Linked DNA regions of Mus musculus: region 1 is linked to region 2. A link is a loop called in an ENCODE intact Hi-C map of the cell type or tissue named here. Cell type or tissue: gastrocnemius. All regions are shown on one strand. Links, peaks and the distances in the headings refer to the core of each region. The heading gives the core; the rest is flanking DNA.

What was found. Hi-C counts contacts between places; a loop is a spot of excess contacts. Peaks named below come from ENCODE experiments on the same cell type or tissue, not always from the same donor. Only the 100,000 strongest peaks of a DNase experiment are listed, where the experiment ranks them.
Region 1: it touches region 2 in a loop (8-fold over the local background); 1 of 42 quality-filtered maps calls a loop at or near these places.

Annotation. Positions count from the first base shown.
Region 1 is chr7:12,960,491-12,970,584 of GRCm38, reverse strand. Zfp324 (zinc finger protein 324) reads right to left here and starts at 4,747. Exons shown (of 4, transcript NM_178732.4): 1 at 4,286-4,747; 2 at 1,664-1,790; 3 at 1,105-1,221; 4 at 1-371. The coding sequence starts at 4,369. It overlaps 1810019N24Rik (RIKEN cDNA 1810019N24 gene), which reads left to right and starts at 8,768. Exons shown (of 2, transcript NR_166501.1): 1 at 8,768-8,896. It overlaps Gm29638 (a long non-coding RNA gene), which reads right to left. Exons shown (of 2, transcript XR_391162.4): 2 at 8,698-9,098. In gastrocnemius, for the core only: no CTCF peak of the experiment used is centred there; DNase peaks (open chromatin) are centred at 4,302, 4,760, 8,581, 8,736 and 1 more place; H3K4me3 peaks cover 2,848 bases; H3K27ac peaks cover 2,781 bases.
Region 2 is chr7:12,892,322-12,902,415 of GRCm38, reverse strand. It overlaps Zfp128 (zinc finger protein 128), which reads right to left. Exons shown (of 4, transcript NM_153802.4): 4 at 8,994-10,094. It overlaps Zscan22 (zinc finger and SCAN domain containing 22), which reads right to left and starts at 4,607. Exons shown (of 3, transcript NM_001290436.1): 1 at 4,436-4,607. In gastrocnemius, for the core only: no CTCF peak of the experiment used is centred there; a DNase peak (open chromatin) is centred at 4,636; H3K4me3 peaks cover 1,297 bases; H3K27ac peaks cover 657 bases.

The DNA.
Region 1 (10,094 bases), core at 820-8,819, 69 kb before region 2:
AGGGGTTAGCTGCATCTCTGGCTTTCGCTGCTCTGCTACCCGTGGCTGCTTCCCTGGGGCCAGAAAGTCAGAGAAGGCCTTCCCTCTAGATGAACCATTTTCAGGAACCCCTACTGGAGAAGTCAATCGCAAGCTGACAGTTGCTTCACTGCTGCTGGAACCTAGCAGGAGTTGCTCCCAGTAAATCACTGATACCCCTGTGGGTTTTTTCTGTAGAGATGGGCAGGCACTTTGGTGTCCCTCCAGAATTTTTGCATCAGGGTAGGCACCAGCAGGAGGAAGGATACTAGTAGGTATCCTATCAGGCCTGTCACAGGTGGCCCCTGGAGGTGTTCTAGACACATGTCTTTCTCTTGTACTATAATTGGATCCTGAAGGCAGAGAAAAGATAGTTACTGCTAGGACCCTGTCTGAAAAAAAAAAAAAAACAAACTTATTGAAGAAGCTGAGCAGTGCTAGTGCTACACAGAGAAACACTGACTAGAAAAAACCAAACCAAACCAAACCAAAACAAAACCCCAAAACCAGAAAACCAGAAGTGTAGGTTGGCCCTGGGAGAAGTTGGCAGAGAAGAGTCTGTCCTAACAACTGTGACCTCTATGGTCACAACTGTGCACTGGCTGACCTGGGACCTTTCTCTCAAGCCTCGCTCCCTAGCCTGCTTTCTCTTTGTGTTCATTCCTTGAGTCTATGCACTATCAATCCTGTTGCAGACTGCTTTTCCTGGGCATTCTCTCTACAACACTCAGCAGTGTCCTGGCCAATGCTATGCACAGTGCCAGAAAGAGCCCGGCCAGGAGAAGTGTTCAAACAACAGTTGGGGAGAAAGAATGACCCTACAAATGTGACAGTTCAATGGGGAAAGTGAAGCCACACAGCACAGCCGATGGGTATGTATGTATGTGTGGCTCAAAGGGAGTAATTTCCTGCATGGACACAGCATCTGGGCCCTTCAGGGGCAGGAAAGGTCACAAGATGAGGAAAAAGATTCAAAAAGGGAAGGGAGCTATCTCTAGACAGGAAAAGAGGGTGTCTGTAATACCAAGAAGTAGAGAATGTAGTAGCCCTTGCCCCTGAATACACCCTAGGTGAAGCCCAACTCACCAAGGCTGGATCTCCTGTGGGCACCCCTGCCTGGGCCTCTATTTGTCCTGTTGGGAACCCAGGGTTCCTCACCACGCTGGAGTTGGATGATCACACGAGGCCGGGAGACAGAAGGTCCTAGGAAGGAATAAGGAGCATGTGAGGCCAGCCCCAGCTCAAGACAGTCCAGCCCCAATAGAGAGCAGGGTGTGGGATATGGATGTCAACCATGCAATTGCACCCAAAACCCCACAGGATACAGGAGGACTGCAGGCCCGGCTCAAGGGTTCCCATAAGGAACTACTAGATCAGCCACTCCAAAGGAAGGTGCTAGAACTCAGGCACAGAAGAATGTAGACAGCCAGCACCCCAGGGATACAGGAAATGGTTATGTTTATCAGACTATATGTGTCCAGGGCACCGCCCTTCCTCTCACATCCCTATAGATAGAGGGTCATACTCATAAACAGTTAGGGAGAGAGTGGACACTTGTAATAGCTCCTGAACCTGGTGTGCTTAGCTGCCTGCCATACCTGGTCCCAGCTTTGCTTCCAATGAAGGACTCAACTCAGGCCTTTACCTATGGAGTCTACAAGTGCGAAGTTTTCCAGCATTACATGGCGGTACAAGGCCCTCTGGGCGGCATTCAGGAACATCCACTCCTCCTGGGAGAAGTACACAGCCACGTCCTCAAAGGCCATCCATCTCTACAACAGTAAGAATAAGATAGTGTCTATGCGATGGCTGAGTGAGGTAGGAACCTGTTCCCTATTAATGGAGATGCTTCTCAGACATTTATCTTCCTTCCCTGTAGACTGGTTGAGAGGCGGGTATATGTCTGTGAGTTTGGGACCAGCTTGGTCTACATAGCGAGTTCTAGGACAGCCACAGCTATGTAGAGAAATCCAGTCAAACACCAATTTAAAAAAAAAAAAAAAATGGAGCTGGGCGTGGTGGTGCACGTCTTTAATCCCAGCACTCAGGAGGTAGAGGCAGGCGGATTTCTGAGTTCGAGGCCAGCCTGGTCTACAAAGTGAGCTCCAGGACAGCCAGGGCTACAGAGAGAAACCCTGTCTCAAAAAACCAAAAAAAAAAAAAAAAAAATTAAAAAAAAAAAAAGGCCCTTTGGAGTAAGTAGACAATCTCAGTTACTGCTATGGGTATTGGGGTGTCAGAGGTCTGAGGTGGGACTGGCCTCATCAACCTGGTAGACATACAGAAAGTCAATCCTTCTTGCCTCTATACCAATGCTCCATTTCCTTTCTGCTTTTACAACTCATACCCTTGCTCAGCCACCTGTTGGACTCTTCCCCTCACAGCCATAGGCACCACAAGCCTTTCCTCCCTGTTCTCAAATCCTAAGCAACCAGCCCTAGTCAACTCTGTGAAGCTATCTGTCTTAGTATTGATGACCAAAAAGAAACTTGGGAGGAAAGGGTTTATTCAGCTTACACTTCCAGATCACAGTCCATCACTGGAGGAAGTCGAGACAGCAACGCCAACTGGGCAGGATCTGATGCTGAGGCCATAGAGGGATGCTGCTTACTGGCTTGTTTCCCATGGCTTGCTCAGCTTGCTTTTTTTTTTTTTTTTTTGTAGAACCCGGGACCACCAGATCAGGGATGACACCACCCACCCTGGACTGGGCCTCCCCACATTGATCACTAATTAAGAAAATGCCTTATAGTTCAATCTCATGGAGGCATTTTCTCAACTGAAGCTCCTTCCTCTCTAATGACTCTATCTTGTGTCAAGTTGACACACAAAACCAGCAACCAGCCAGTATACTATACTTCTTTAATTCTCAGGTCCCGGCTCAAGACGCTAGGATTAATTAACTGGACATCTATCACTTCAGGCCCATCAAATCAGTCCACTCTGGGACATCACACATGCCTGGTCTTTCCTGTGTCTACAGTAGTTCCATCCTCCCAGGTGCTCAGGCTGACCAATAGAGTTCTTCACACAACACTGATGCATCAGCAGATCTACTCATAATTCAGCCACCTTAACCACTACCATGACTAATCTCATGCAGGGACCACCATCATTCACATAGACCAAGGGCTACTAGCCTCTGTTCTACATAATAATATGAATTATTATACATATTATTCCACCACGTCTGTTCTACGCTCAGAAAAAGAGAAGATGCTTTTAAAATCTTAATTAGGTGTCTGGGTGTGGTAGCACAGGCCTTTCATTCCAACACTCGGGAGGCAGAAGCAAGTGGATCTCTGTGAGTTCCAGAACAGCCTGGTCTAATTGTACATTTCCAGCACAGCCATGGTTACATAGTGGGACCCTGTCTCAAGGGTCCTACATACCAAGTTGCAGACCAGCTAGATTTACACAGTGAGATTGTCTTTCAAAACAAAACCCCAAAGCCTGGGGCTAGAGAGATGGCTCAGCGGTTAAGAGTATGTGCTGCTCTTTCAAAGGGCATGAATTCAGCTCCCAGTGTCCACATTAGATGACTCACAAGTGCCTACAACAAAGTTCCCCGGGAACCAACACTCATATGCATAGACCCACAAAAGTACACATAAAAATTTTAAAAATCACTCTTAAAAATCTTAACTGGGAACTGTCCAGTCTGTGTTTAAAGCACTCTGTCTTCCGATGCCTCTGGGACAGAGTCCCAATTCCTCTGCCTGCTGTTTCAGACACACAAGACCTCCCTTCCTTGGTTATTCCACGTCTAAATTGCTAAATACCAGGCTGGGATGAAAGTTTGTAGTGTTTGCATGGTATGCACAAGGTCTTGGGGTCCATCCCCAGTACGGAATAAACTGTGTGTGCTCAAGCATGCCTGAAAACCTAGCACTATGGAAGCAGAAGCAGAGGGACCAGAAGGGCAAGGCCATTTCTTGGCTGCATATCTAATTAGCGGCCAGCCGCGCGAGAGAGAGAGAGAGAGAGAGAGAGAGAGAGAGAGAGAGAGAGAGAGAGAGAGAGAGAGAGAGAGAGAGAGAGAGACTTCAAAATATAAAAGTCTCACCTTGGCGTTTGCACATGTGGGTGCTTTCCTTTAACTTTTCCCCAGACCTTACCCACTTGGCTGTCACAAGTGAGGCTTCCACACCCGCACGCCTCACTCACCTGGACTATGATGTTGGAAGCAACTGGGTCCCTCCCCACAGTACAGTAAGAGGGCAAGCCAGGACACCTGGTGGGTCCTTGGAAAGATTCCTACACTCACCCGCGGTGGATTTGTCAGCGGCCAGGTTGCCGCCGCCGGAATCTGCAGTGGGGGCGGGGCATGACGGGCGAGAGACCTGGGCATAGCCCGTCCCCGCCCACGGCCTCGCGCAGCCCGCCTGGGCCTCAGTTTCCCGGTCAGAAAAGGGCGTTGTACGCCCAGAGGACTCCTGGCGGGCTGCGGCTGGGGGATGGAGAGTTCGTGGCTTCGGCACAACCCTAACGGTCTCCGCTGCAGCCTATGAGCCAACAGGGAATACTGAGGCTTGGAGGCAGAGCTGCGGGCTTGCAGTGCCGACGTGTACCGAGCCAAGGTTAGAATCGGGCAACTGCGAGTACTATCCTTATTTGCTCTAGTCTTGGGTCCCCAGAACCTCCTCGAGATTTGCAGAGTCGGCCAGGCCTTTCGTGCACCAATCGGGATCACCCGTGTGGCCTTAAGCCAGTCTGCAAAGTGACAACCCAGACCGCCGGAAGCCCCGCCTCTCCTATCCGCGTTGGCCCAATGCACAGCACGGATGCTCGGGTAAACGTAGTTCCTGCTGACTTGCCTGAATGACAGGAGGGTGCCTTCCTGGTATCCATGGCGGGTATCCAAAGCATCTTTTCTCCCTACCTCCCAGCCTTAGCTGGAAAGTGAAGTTTACCACCACCGTCCGGTTTCAGCCAGGCCTGAGCACTAACAGAGACTCCTGGGTAGGTCCCCGCTCTGGGCAAGCGGCCCAGGACCAAAACCTGAAGATTCAGAAGTGGAAACTTGGAGATTTCGGGAGGCAGGCGACACAAGCTGGGAGCACAAAAGAAAAAACGTATGGGGAATCCCTTCTAAAGAGACGGCAGCAGTGGGCGTGGTGGCACACACCTGTAGCCTCAGCACTTGGGAGGCAGAGGCAAGATCTCTGATTTCAAGGCCAGCATGGTCTACAAAGAGAGTTCCAGGGCAATTCAACGGTTAAGATCATTGACTGTTCTTCCAGCAGATCCGGGCTCAAATCACCACAAGGCAGCTCACAACTATCTGTAATTCCAGTTCCAGAGGACCCAACACTTTCAGACATACACGCAAGCAAAACACCAATGCCAATGCGCATGGGAAATAAATAGACAGAAAAGCCTTAGATCAGATCCATGATGGCGCATACCTTTAATCTCAGCACTCAGAAGAGAGAGAGGCAGGAGGATCATTGTAAACTTAAGGCCATCCTAGACTACATAGCAACTTCCACACCAACCGCGATCACATACGGAGATAACATGCTCAGGCAGTTTCCCTCTGTGTGGCCAGCTGCAGAGACAGAGTTGGGTTTCGGCCTCTCTTTCTATTCCCCTATCTCAGTCTTGGAAAGAGTGAAGGTCAATGTTGCGAGCTCTTATTTCAGACCCTTGCACATCAACTAGTTTCTATGCTTGGCTGCTTGTCCTTAGGACACCTGTTCTTCCCTCTTTTCCACACATCACAATATTGATTCTTTATTTCCTTGGGGCCAATCTAAGTGATATGTGAGATTTTGGAAAGGCAGGGCAGTCTCAGTGAAGACTGGCCCTGTTATTGGAGGACAGGAAAAGGTTTTTCTCTATTCTGCAGCATGTGAGGGATCTTCTTTCAGGATTCTCATTTCTCCTGTGTTGGGTTCCTTAGTTCTATGTATGCTTGTCTCTATATAGAAGTTCCTTGGGTCTCTTGTTAAGGGTGGGCTAATGCAGCCCCTAAGTACAGTGGGTTCTCAAACAGCGTGGGTTGAGAGCTGGCTGTGGTAGCAGCTACTATCCCAGTACTCAGGAGGCAGAGGCAGAAGGACCAGAGCTTCTTTCACGAGCAGCTGTAGCTATAGTGTGAATTTGAGATCAGCCTGGGCGACAAGAGACAATGATTACAGAACTTAGAAAGCTACACCAGGAGATTTGTCACAAATTTAAGGCCAGCCTAGACTATAGAGTGAGTCTGTCCCCCCCACCTCCCTGTCTCCGCGCACACACCAGAAGAAGCCAGGTGTGGTAGTACATGCTTGTAATCCCAGAACTTTGCAGAAAGACTAAGGACAATTAATTCAAAGTCATTTTTTAGTGTACAGTGAGTTCAAAAGCAGCCTGGAATAAATACATGGGGCCCTGAATCCAAGAGAAGAAAGTGACCAGTAAGATGGTCCAGCAAGTTAAAGGCACTTGTCACCAAGCCTGCCACCCTGTTTCCGTCCCCAGATGGAAGAGAATGGACTCATTCCAGTTGTCCTCTACCTTCTACTGAGTGCCACAGCACACAGGCACCTACACTCGTTCGCACACGAGAGAAAGAAATTTCTTTAAAGGAAAGAAAAGGCTGGTTGAGGTGGTATGAGCCTTAAATCCCAATACTCCAGGGACAGGCTGATAGTCTTTGTGAGTTCAAGGCCAGACTGATCTACAAAAGATTTCCAGGCCAGCCAGGGCTAAATATGAGGCCAAACAAAACAAAACAAAACAAAACAAAACTAGGGGCTGGAGAAATGTCCCAACACTTACTGACCTTGCAGAAGACCCAGGTTTCATTCACACCAGCCTTCTCACAACTGCCTATAATTCTAGTGTCAAGGGATCCAATACCTTCAGGCCTCCAAGGGCACCTGTATACAGGTGGTGCTCATAAATTCATGCAGGCACATGCTATATACAAACCTTTAAAATAGGAAAGCAAGTGCAACAAAATAGCCACAGCAGGTCTAGTGGTGACATTGGCATGCAAGCCCAGCTTCTCCAGAGACTGAGGCAGGAGGATTACAAGTTCACAGTCTCGGCTACATAGTAAGTTCAAAGCCAAGCTAGGCAACTCCGTAAAATCTTGTCTCAAGAAGTATAGAGGGCTAGCTAGGGGTGTAGCTCAGTGGTATATGAGAAAGGAAGGAAGGAAGGAAGGGCGAGAGAGAGAGAGAGAGAAAGACAGACAGACAGACAGACAGACAGACAGACAGACAGAAAGAAAGAAAGAAAGAAAGAAAGAAAGAAAGAAAGAAAGAAAGCCAAGAGAGATGATCTCCACAAGCTACCACAGGGTCAGTAAAGTGTATCTGAAAGTTACAACGTTTCCTTTTCTCTCTCCCCCCCCCCTAGTCTATTTTCTTTTGGATGCCTGCCTAGTATGTTTTTTCTGGTACCTTGGACTTTCTTATTTTCTGAAACTTCTCTCCCTGCTATATCATCTCTCAAAAGGAAGGTTACGAGGCTAGGAAGATGGTTCAGTGGGTTAAGAGCGCTTGCGTGTACGTATACAGACCTGAGTTTAAACCCTCAGTACCCTTGCTGGTGAGATTGCTACCAAGCCCAGTGATCAGAGCTCAGTACCTGGGACTGGCTACTGTGGTTGTCCTTTGACCTCCACATAAATCTCATGGCAGGCACATACAAATAAATGTAAAATTAATATTATTTTTCTCAGGCATGGTGGCTCATGCCTTCATGCCTTTAACCCCATTACTCAGAAGACAGGGTCAGGTAGATAGATCTCTGTGAGTTCTAAGCTATCCTGGTATACACAGTCAGTATCAAGCCACCCAGAAAATTCACCACCAGACTACAAATCACAGCAGCTTCTAAGTGAGCTCAGAATCCCCAGGAGTCTCATCGAGGCCTGGGTGCTCAAGTCAAGGGGGAGTTCAGACTCAGTAAGTGGCAGAGGAGCCCCGCGGGTGAAATTGAAGTACTAGTAAGCTCTTCAAATATGCTAATAACTTTGGGTCAGAATCCGCTAAATTAGAAGGGCACTCCATGTCATTAAAGAAAGGATCTCACCGAACAGTGGTGACGCATGCCTTTAATCCCAGCACTCGGGAGGCAGAGGCAGGCGGATTTCTGAGTTCGAGGCCAAACTGGTCTACATAGTGAGTTCCAGGACAGCCAGGGCTATACAGAGAAACCCTGTCTCGAAAAACAAAAACAAAAACAACAACAACAACAAAAAAAAAACAAAAAAAAAAAAAACAACCAACCAAACAAACAAAGAAAAAGGATCTCAGGGCACTGGTACTTGCGGGGAATCTCTAAAAGGAGAGTCCTAAACGGAAGTTAATTTATATCCATGCCATATTTTTTGTTTGTTTGTTTCGGTTTTGTTTTTCCTCAATACAGTTTCTCTGTGTAGCCCTGGCTGTTCTGGAACTTGCTTTGTGAACCAGGCTGGCCTCGAACTCACCGAGATTAAAGGTGTATGACACCTCTGCCTAGCTCCATTCTCTACGTTCTCTACAATGCCGCTAAGTCAATGCCACGGAGAACAAAAGCTCGCTCCTCGCTCACCAGATGCCGGGTGGAAACTACATTTACCACAAGACTGTGAGGCTCTCTAGACTCTGAGCCAATCACAACCCAGATGAAAAGCTTTTTCTCAAAAAAAAAAAAAAAAAAAAAAAAAAAAAAAAAAAAAAAGCTTTTTCTCAGGCTGTGTGCGCAACGGAGTCGTGACTTTATTTTGCTCGCCAAATGGGTGGGATCTATAAGCCGAGTCCTTTCACTTAGTACACGCCTCCTTGGGACCGGAGAGGAAGGGTAATGGGGAGGACGGCACTTGTAGCCGATGCTTTCCATTTCCTAGTCCTTGCAGGCTTGAAGTCCCTGGGCATTGAGTCTCCGAGCGAGCGAGACGGTAGGCTCATATTCACGTCCTCTGGTGTTTTGCCTTGCTACTGGGAATCGTAGATTCACGTCAGTTTTAAGGTCCCAACGCCCCCACTACGCGTAATGCCGAGGGTTTCCCACTTCTGGAAAACAGTATAGAAAGCCGTTGGATGAATAGGGACTCCGTGTGCAACTGCTTGGAAGTGAGGCTGAGCTGGAGTGTTCAGGATCTGTTAGGGAGAGACCGGGTAGAGTGGTAATCTAAGAGAGATAGAGGGAGCCCCGGGAGTCTGGAAGGGTTGAAGCACCCTAAGCTTCCTCTGGCTGCCCAGGGGCAATGAGATGCTCGGGGTGAACTGGAAGAAGGAAGGGAGACTCATAAGGAGACTCTACCTTAAGTGTCAAACTTGTGGTTACTGAAGACATACTCCATGAGCACTTTTCTAATTATCTTTCTTATTTCCACATCATAAAATCTGGCTAGTTTAACAACAGATGCAAAGTTATATTGCTCCGACCTCCAAGTTCACAGTTTCAGTCAAGCTACAACCATCACTTATTCTTTTCTCCTTTCTCTCTCTCTCTCCCTCCCTCCCTCTTTATTCTTTCTCCCCTCCCTTCCTCTTCCCTTCTCCTCCCCCTAACCACCCCCCCTCCTGTGTGTCTCTTGCTTTCACTGTCTCAGTATTGTGATTACAGGCACACATCTACACATTTGGACTCCTCACACATCTGCAGTCACATGCATGTACACACATAGACCTCCTCAGAGATACATAAATAAACATTTTTTTTTAAAGGGAAGGGCATCTTTAACATGGTGGATGTTTCGTTGTGGCAGTAGAGGACCAGTTGACTGACCTGTGGTACATGCTATAAAGTCAGAGAAAGGGAGAAGCAACTTCAGGAGAAAGTATATTTGTGTATATATATGTTCAAAAGGTGACTAAGGCCCCTGGGACTGAGGCAAAATGAGATGAAGGTAGATTGCTGGTAAGGTCAAAACTTGTAGATGACTTTTTCTTTAAAAGAATTATTTATGTATAAGAGTACACTGTAGCCCTGGAGAGATGGCTCAGCAGTTAAGAGCACTGACTGCTCTTCCAAAGGTCCTGAGTTCAAACCCCAGCAATCACATAGTGGCTCACAACCATCCGTAATGAAATCTGATGCCCTCTTCTGGTGTGTCTGAGACAGCTACAGTGTACTGTATATATAATATAATA
Region 2 (10,094 bases), core at 1,386-9,385:
GAGATCTGATGCCCTCTTCTGGAGTGTCTGAAGACAGCTATAGTGTACTTAGATATAATAATAAATAAATCTTAAAAAAAGAAAAAGAAATTACTCAAGACAAGCCCTAGATCAAGTAAGTTTTGGTATGCAGAACTGATAACAGTGCCATTTAGAAACAATAAAAAGAGCTTCTAGGAGCTGCTAGCATTCAGCCCTCGAGAGGCTGGTCAATGCTGAGAAGCCTAAAATTCATCCTGCAAGGTCTTTCTTGTGAGTACACACACACACACACACACACACACACACACACACGTATATATATATATATATTCATAATCTCCCCCCCTCCCCCCGACAGCAGGGCGGAGCTGGCCAATACCTTTAATCTCAGCATGGGAGGCAGAGGCAGGTGTATCTTTGAATCCAATTCCAGTATGGTTTACAGAGTGAGTTTCAGGACAGCTAGGGTTATATACAGATACCCTGTCTCAAAAACCAAAACCTAAACCAAAGCAAACCAAAACGCAAAGAAACAAACTCAAGGGACAAGTTGTATTCCTATTTTAGGTGAAGGCAGACAGAATGAAAGGATCCTCTCCAAGTCTCCCAGCTAGGGAAGGATCAGCAGGCGAGTGAGCTGCAAACGCAAGCCAGCCCACAGCTAGCCACAAAGCCACAAAGCCATGTCTCCTGTCACTTATACAGTTCCTATTTTCTTATCTTTCGACCTGGTAATCCCACGGTGATTTATTCTGTTAGGTGTGTGTAGGTGTGTGTATATGTGTGTCTGTGTGTGTTGCTATGTAGCTAGCATGGCTTCCAGTTCACTGTCCTTCCCCTTCATCCCCAGTGCATGCCCCACCATGCCTGACTACCTTGCTTCTTTACAAATGTATGTATTTGGGCCAGCAAGATGGTTTATCATGTAAGGCACTTGCCACCAAGTCTTATGACAAACGTTTCATACCTAGGACCCGCAGAGTGGAAGGAGAAGATTGACTCTTTAAGATGTTATGCTGTGGTGTGTGTGTGTATGTGTGTGTATACATAATAAATATAAAAGTCTAAAATAAAGTGCATGTGTTTAAAGCTATACATTTTATTCCAAAAGCTCTAGTTGTATGTCATAATTTTGATAAGTTCTATCTACATTTTTATATTAGTTTTTTGAGTCAGGACCTTTTATATAGACCATGATGGCCTTATGGAAATTCTGCTACAGCCTCCTGGGTACTGGGATTATAAGCATGTACTATTATATATACCCAACTTCATTTTCATTTAGTTTAAAATATTTTCTAATTTCTGTTGTGGTTCTTTCTAATAGGGACACATAGCTATAATCTCACAACTCAGCAGGCTAAGTCAGGAAGACTGAAAGTTCAAGGCCATCCTGGGCTACAGAGCAAGACTTTTCTTTCTCAACAATACATAAATAGGCCTCTATACAAAAAGATAACTCTGCAGAGATTCTGCCCTCTACTCTGCTTTATTTCTTATTGCTCTTTACCACCTGACATATGGCACAATTATATGATTGCTTGTTTATTATCCATCTGCCCTCACTGCAGGGGCTCTTTTTTTTTTTTATAGAATAGAGTTTATTTATGGCATGGGGAGGGGAGTTAAGAAGAAAGCAGAGGGGGGGAGAGGGAGGGAGGGAGGGAGAGAGGCCGGTCATGTGCACGTGGAGAAGGGGGAGGTGAATGTGGAGAGGGGGAAGAGGATAAGGGACCAAGGGCAAGATAATCACACATGGGAGGATGAAGCAGGAGGATTTGAAGACTGTGAGCTACCTAGCAAGCCACTGCTTGTCCCACAAAAAGGAGGGGGCAGAGAGATGTACTAAGCAGGTAAAGGGGCTTCAGTTACCTTATTGTCTACACATATGTAAACGCAAGTTTTGCTTAATGAATCTTCATTGAGTATCTTCTTGGTACCCAGCTCTGCTAAGGATGCCAAGATGAGGAAGACATGGGACCCGTGTTCAATGCCTTTACTAGACTGATATGGACAGGCTGATAAAAGAACAAGTACGTTACAACGTGGGACAGGAATAGGAGAAAATAAGGACAGGCCCTGGGAACTAACTATATGCTAGGTGACCCTAGCCTCTTGTGTCTGTTAACACATGATCCTCTATGAGACAGTATTACTGTTTCCATATTAAAAGCTGGGGAGGGGGCTGGCGAGATGGCTCAGTGGTTAAGAGCGCCAACTGTTCTTCCAAAGGTCCCAAGTTCAAATCCCAGCAACCACATGGTGGCTCACAACTATCCGTAATGAAATCTGATGCCCTCTTCTGGAGTATCTGAGGACAGCTACAGTGTACTTACATACAATAAATAAATAAATCTAAGAAAAAAAAAAAGCTGGGGAACTGCATTAACCTCTAGGGTTATTTTCTGTCAGCAGGTGGAGAGCTGGTCTTGGACCTCACAAATGATGCCCTCCAGTCTTTCTTTATGGGGGATGACGTTCAGCCTTTCCAAACCGCAGAAGAACAGTAAACAACGAGTGCTGCTTGGGGCTGGTAAGAACCCACTTCACACATTCCTAGTAGGTGACAGTCAGCTAAAATGCCCTTTACAAAAAACACAGTATGGGTTGGGGAGATGGCTTGGCAAGTAAAGGTGCTTGCCGCCAAGCCTGACAACCTATCTCCAACCCCTAAGACCCGTATGGTAAAAGGACAGAACCAACTGCTTTAACTTGTCTCCTGATCTTTGTTACACATGGGCCATGGCTTCTCTGTGTGTGCACACATGTACACACATATATAATATAGGAAGAGCTTTAAAATGGTCATGTGTTTTGGCTCAATATTACACTTCATTTTAAGACTAGCTCTCCTTACATAATAGAACTTACATTCCTCTTGCCTGCTGACTTCAATTTTAGTTTGCTTCGGAATCAATCCCCATTTCTAGATAGGGAAGCTACTAACATCTGGAAAGGGACAGCACTTCCTTCAGAGACTTGGTACTTACAGTGCAGGACTTCATCACTCTGTTCCTATTATATAGCATAGCAGCAGGACCTCCCTTAGTCACCAGAACACTTAAGTATACCCCAGAAATGCCATATTGTATCTGATATTGTAGTAAATCCCAAGTACAAACTAATAGTCCAGAAAAAATTTTTAAAAAATTAGTCAAGCTAAAACCAGCAAATAAATATATATATTAATATAAATTACTACATAGTAAACACACATCTATTATATATGCATGTGTGATGTGTGTGTGTGTGTATATTTTGAGACAGGGTTGTCTTAGTTTGCACCTTCTCTTGCAGTGATAAAACATTGGTCAAAAGCAAGTTGGGGAGGAAAGGGCTTATTTTCCTCACAAATTACCAGTTTTGAAGGAAGTCAGGTTAAACTCAAGGTAGGAACCTGGTTGCAAAAACTGAAGCAGAGGTTGTGGTGGAATGCTTGCTTCCCAAGGCTTGCTCAGTCTGTTTTCTTATATAACCCAGGATCACCTACTCAGGGGTGGCACCTGGACTGGGTCCTCCCACGTCAATAATTAATCAAGAAAATGCCCCTATAGACTTGCCTACAAGTCATCTCTTGGAGGCCTTTTCTCAATGGAGGTTCCTCTTCTCAGATAACGCTAGCTTTCATCAAGTTGTATACAACCAACCCAACCAACCCAACCCAACCCAACCAGGATACAGGGGTTTACTATAAAGTCCTGGATGGCCTGGAACTTGATACATAGATGAGGCTGGCTTCGAAAAGAACATGTGCCACCATGGCTGGCTCAATTAATATACATTTTATGGTGGAATTAAAGCAGCTCAAGGGGCTGAAGAGGTGGCTCAGTGGGTGGTTAAGAGCATTCATTGGCTGCTCTTCCACAGGACCCAGGTTCAATTCCCAGCACCCACATTGCAGCTCACAACTGTTTGTAATTCCAAGATCTGGCACCCTCACACACATACTTGCAGGCAAAATTCCAATGCATATAAAATAAAAATAAGTAAATAAAGCAGCTGAAATGTTTGGCGTGGTGGCTTGGGAGGCAGAGGCAGGAAGACCATGTTAGTCAGCATCTCAACCAGACACAGAGGATTTCACTCATGGCTGAACTCGTTACAAACTCATCTTTTTTAAATTTATTTTTTATTTTATTTTATTTTTATTTTTTGGTTTTTCGAGACAGGGTTTCTCTGTGTAGCCCTAGCTGTCCTGGAACTCACTTTGTAGACCAGGCTGGCCTCGAACTCAGAAATCCGCCTGCCTCTGCCTCCGAGTGCTGGGATTAAAGGCTTGCGCTACCACGCCTGGCTACAAACCCATCTTAAAGTCCATCGAAAAGCTATTTCTGTCGGTGGCTTCATCAGTCACTCGACGAGATATCCAAGGCCACGACGCATCAGACGTAGCACAACCTGTCGGACACATACAACCGGTCGGCCAGTCCCGCTTTTGGTTTGTCAGACTTACACTCCATCAGCCGTGACACACTCTGTCCTGTACTCACAGGCCGTTAGGTTTGCCGTGGGCGTTCGCAGCCCTCACCCCTCCATGCCAGGGTTCCCGCGCTCACCGGGTCTCCAGAACTCCCAGCGGACACTTCCAAAGGCGTCCTGGTGACGCACACACATGCGCCTTCGTGCCCAGGGACCACAAGTCCCAAAGTGCCTAGTACAGGCGAATGGCCACACAGCACGTCACCTGGACTACAAGTTCCAGAAAGCACAGCGCTAATTCTTTCGGCCCTGTGGGAGTTGTAGTTCTGAATGCCTGCCGGGGGTTGGGTTGGGAAGGATGGTGACTCTAGGCTGGTGTTTCTGAGTAGAAGTTGTGGGATGTGTGGGAAGTTGGAGCATGCACGGTGCAAGTGAGTGAGGTCCATCCTCTGATGGCTCACAACCGTCTAACTCCAGTCCCAGGAGTTTTGGTACCCTCTTTTGGCCTTCATAGGCACCAGGCACACAAATGCTACACAGATATACAAGCAGGCAAAATACCCACATAGGTTATATGTATATGTATATGTATATGTATATGTATATGTATATGTATATGTATATGTATATGTATATGTATATGTATATGTATATGTATATGTATATGTATATGTATATATGTATACACACACACACATATATATATATTAAAATCACATTTATTTGGTGTGTGTGTTTGTTCATGTGTGTTTATGTGTGTTGTGGGGTACGTACCACAATGCACGTGAAGAGGTTAGGAGACAACTTTTGGAACCCTGTTCTTTCCTTTTACCAAGTGAGTTCTGCAGGTCAAACTCAGTTTTGGCAGCAAGTACTTTTACCCACTTTTCTTTCTTGCCAGCCATATTTTGCTTAATTTTTTTGGTTCTGGGGAACCTGGACCTTTACTCACATTAAGTGCAACCTCAAGCCCTAAACTACAATCCTTCCACAATCCTTCCGAAACCTTTGTCATTTTATTTGAATGTAGCCAGTCTTAGCTAACTAACACTAACTACACGAGACAGCTGGGGGTGGAGTGTGTATGTGTGTGTCTGCAGGCCATTTAAACATCACAGACAGCTTCCAGACTTTTAGACAAGGTGCCTGACTAGGAGGCCTTTACTGTTGGGATTTGCTAAATTGTCTACAAGTTTGTCTGTCTTTGAGCTCCATACAAAGTGAATGGTGCACGAGTAACAGTCTTTTTAACAGCCATACTAGCAAACTTCATAGAGAGCAGCCACAGGATGCGTGTATTGAGGGAACTGTGCAACAGAAAGATGTAAGGTGATCAGTGCTTTGAGGAGAAAATTGGCAGTACAGCAATCTCGGCCAAATTCAGTTCCTCACAGAGACTCTCAGGTGAGAAAACAATGTTTCGCTACTTCCAACGGAGGCAAGGGTATTGAGCAGGCTCCTAGTACATGAATTTGCTCTGTACTCATCCCTCCTTCCCCACCTTGTTTGCAAGCTGGGGGAAGGCAGAAGGGTCGTTGAGGAATGGCAGCACCCAGTTGTGGACACAACTGATTCTGTGAAGCAGCAGGGGAGAGGCCTGAGGTGAACGTTGGCACTGTGGAAATGTGGAATACAGGTGACTCCAGAGACTGGAAGAGAAAAGGGACAGAGCCCTTTTCAACCTTCCCTGCAGCCACCAGAGGTTAGGAATGCTGAACACTACCACTCCAAACCTCTTATGACAGATGGCCCTGTGACTCATTTTTGGCCAACAAATTATGTGGGTATATGACAGAGGTTTCTGGGAAGGCCCTTCTTTGACATATGAGAAAGGTGAATATTGGCTTGCCTACTTTCCTGTTTCTCCCAGTATTGATTACAGGCACAATGACTGAGGCTTTAGCAGTTTGCTCAGGACCATGAGAAAAAGGCAAAACCCCACAGCAGCACCTCCAACATAAGTGAGTCACTGAATATATATTTTTTAGATTTATTTATTTGTTATATGTAAGTACACTGTAGATGTCTTTAGACACACCAGAAGAGGGCATCAGATCTCATTAAGGATGGTTGTGAGCCACCATGTGGTTGCTGGGTTTTAAACTCAGGTCCTTAGGAAGAGTAGTCAGTGCTCTTAACTGCTGAGCCATCTTTCCAGCCCAGAGTCACTGAAATCTTAGCTACTGTAAACTGGGTGCTCATATGAAAGTCTGACTTTATATTACTTTTGAATATAACATACATAATTACCTTTATGCTGGTAATTAGTAATATTTGCTCTGGGCCTACTTTTTTTTCATTTAGAATATGGTTGCACATGCTATCTATCTATCTATCTATCTATCTATCTATCTATCTATCTATCTATCTATCTATCTATCTATCTGTCTATGTGACTTTGACACAGGGTTTCTCTGTGTAATCCTGGATATCTTGGAACAGGCTGGCCTCATACTTAAGAGATTTGCTGCCCCTGCCCCTGTCCCTGCTTCCTGAGTGCTGGGATTAAAGGCCTGTGTCACACTTCCTGGCTCATCTAGAAATGCTACTACTTCATAGAACTACCACAAAGTCAGCCAGCTGATGCACCTTTTCTTAGCTTTGTGAATGAAAAGCTCCCAGAGAAGATATAACAGCTGAGTTATTATGAAAAGTCAGGCTTGGCAAAGGAAATGAAAGGCCGACCTCAGAGGGAAATGTGAGTGCAGAGAAGCAAATTCTGGACACCAACAGTGTCTTGTGAGCACCCTGGAGATCAAAAAAGAAAAACAAAAATGCTGATCCAAAGTATCCTGGGAGCCAGGTGTACTCCAAAGGAGACCCCATCAGATTTCAGGTTCTTAGAAGAGAGCAAAGGTAAGGAGCTGTGATGGCAGCAGTCCTGATGCTGGACTGTTCCCTCAAAGTGGCAAGAACTGCTGTTGTTAGGATGACTGTTCAAGGTAGGCACCTGACAGGCAACTGTTCTGTACAACTAAATCAGTTGATTCCATGCTCCTGGGGCACAAGCATGTGACTACAGCTGAGCTGTGCATATTTCATAGTTAGTTTCTTTTTAGGTTAAGTTGGTTTCCTGGCTCTATGAGAAACCAGAGATAACAATAAATGTTCTTTTTGTCAGGAACTGCATGGACACAGGTTGGGAACCTCCTTCCCCCTACCTGCCTTCTTTTTTCTTAAGAGAACATGTGGAGGAAAACAATTAGATAAGGGTGAAGTTCCCTGTAAATATGAGAATGGTCGTTAGGATATCTTGCTGGGGGGGGGGGGGGTTGGTGAGTGGAGAGATGGCTCAGTGGTTAAGAGTACTGTCTGTTTCTCCAGAGGTCCTGAGTTTGATTCCCGGCAACCAAATGGTGGCTCACAACCATCTATAATGGGATCAGATGCCCTCTTCTGGTATGCTGCTCTATATGCAGAAATAACACTCATAAACATAAAGTAAATGAACCTTAAAAAAAGAGTATCTTGGGCTGGAGAGATGGCTCAGTGGTTAAGAGCACTGACTGTTCTTCTGAAGGTCCTGGGTTCAAATCGCAGCAACCACATGGTGGCTCATAACCATCTGTAATGACATCTGATGCCCTCTACTGGTGTGTCTGAAGATAGCTTCAGTGTACTTACATATAAATAATAAATATTTCAACTAACTAACTAACTAACTAACTAACTAACTAAATGTTAAAAAAAGAAAGATACCATAGTGTAAATTAAAAAAAAGTATCTTGTTTTGTATAAAGCTTTTAAAATTTATTTATTTATTTGCATTAAGAGCTGACAGGAGAGCTGGGCAGTGGTGGCACACGCCTTTAATCTCAGCACTTGGGAGGCAGAGGCAGGTGGATTTCTGAGTTTGAGACCAGCCTGGTCTACAGAGTGAGTTCCAGGACAGCCAGAGCTACACAGAGAAACCCTGTCTCGAACAAAACAAAACAAAACAAAACATCAACAACAACAAAAGGGCTGACAGGAAGGCTTTCCAATAGTCTTCCTGCAGCAACCTCATAGAACATGGAGCATGGGGGAGGAGCTTTGAGAACAATGGGAGTCATGTGATCTTCTAAATGACTTTTTGTTTCTTTTTAAATTAGGTTTTTAATATATTGCAAGCACCTTTCTTTCTTTCTTTCCTTCTTTCTTCTTTCTTTTTTTTTAAAAGATGTATTATTATACATAAGTACACTGTAGCTGTCTTCAGATGCACCAGAAGAGGGCATATCTCATTACAGATGGTTGTGAGCCACCATGTGGTTGCTGGGATTTGAACTCAGGACATTTGGAAGAACAGTCAGTGCTCTTAACCACTGAGCCATCTCGCCAGCCCCCCACTTTTTTTTTCTAAATGACTTTTTTTTTCTTTTTAAATTAGGTTTTAGTATATTGCAAGCACTTTTTTTTCTAAATGACTTTCTTTTCCTTTTTAAATTGGTTGAGTCATGTGATCTTAAGGGGCACCCCCTTAGCACAGTTCAGTGACTTGATACCAAACCGGAAATCAGTTCACCATATCAAAGTTATTTAAGTAACAAACAATAGATGAAGAAACAGCAGAACTAAAAGATTTAAGAAAGAAACCAAACACACCGTGTAGATCTTGTATAAGTTACGGAAAGATTAAAACAAATATGAAGTTTTATGAAGCAACCAGGAACATGTGGATGCTGGATATTTGATGGTGTCCGTTAGATATTAGTAATCTTTTCCCTGGAGATGTAAAAGAGTAACTTCTCCCTAAAGATCTTCTGCTCTGGTTGAGAGGAGTACAATCAATAACCCCAGTCACTGCTTTCATTCAAATTCTGGCCCAGAAGCACTGCTCAAAAACCCATGTGACAAAACCCCAAAATGATGGACTTAGTGTGATTATGCAAAAGGCTTTGTCCCCGTGGGTCAGTGTGGTTGCAGCTATATATCCTTAAAGTCTTAGCCTTTTACAAATATATTCAGAGAGATGAACAAGATGGTTTTCTGGGGTGGATGTGAAAACAATACTGGTAGGAGACCCAGTGAAAATATATCATTTGTCTTTTAGAATGTTCATTGTTAAGTGATAAAAGATTTACAGAAAGATAAAGGAATTATTCACCCTGAATATAAATATTGCAAATCAGTAATTTACTTAACACTAATATATATATATATATATATATATATATATATATATATATATGACTCTATTTGTTAAGAACAACTCAAATACAGCATTGTTTAATCAATTTACAGTTTAGAAAAGGTGAGTTATTGTATCTTTTGTACTGGGGACTGAATTTAGGGCCTTTTACATGCCAGCCTAGTGTTTTATTACTCAACCTTCTGGGTTGAGTTTGTATCAGGGCTTCTCCATGTTAATACTATTGATATTTGGGGCTAGAAAATTCTTGGAAGAGCTGCTCTGGACACTTAAGTATGTTGAGCAGTATCCAGGGCCTCCACCCAGATAGCAGTAACATCTTTTAAGTTGCAGGGACAAAAATGACTCCACATATTACCAAATGTCCTCTGAGGTCAAATTACCTCTAACAACCTTGGATATTTCAAGATAGTGGTTTTCATAGGCGCTGTGACTCCTTTAGAGGATGTTGTAGAATTCTGTGGGTCCTTCTCTGTCAGATGATGTACTGAAATGAGGACAGGAGATAAGCATGCTGCAATGACTGTCAAGTGCAGAACTGAGCTACATGTGACTTAACCTG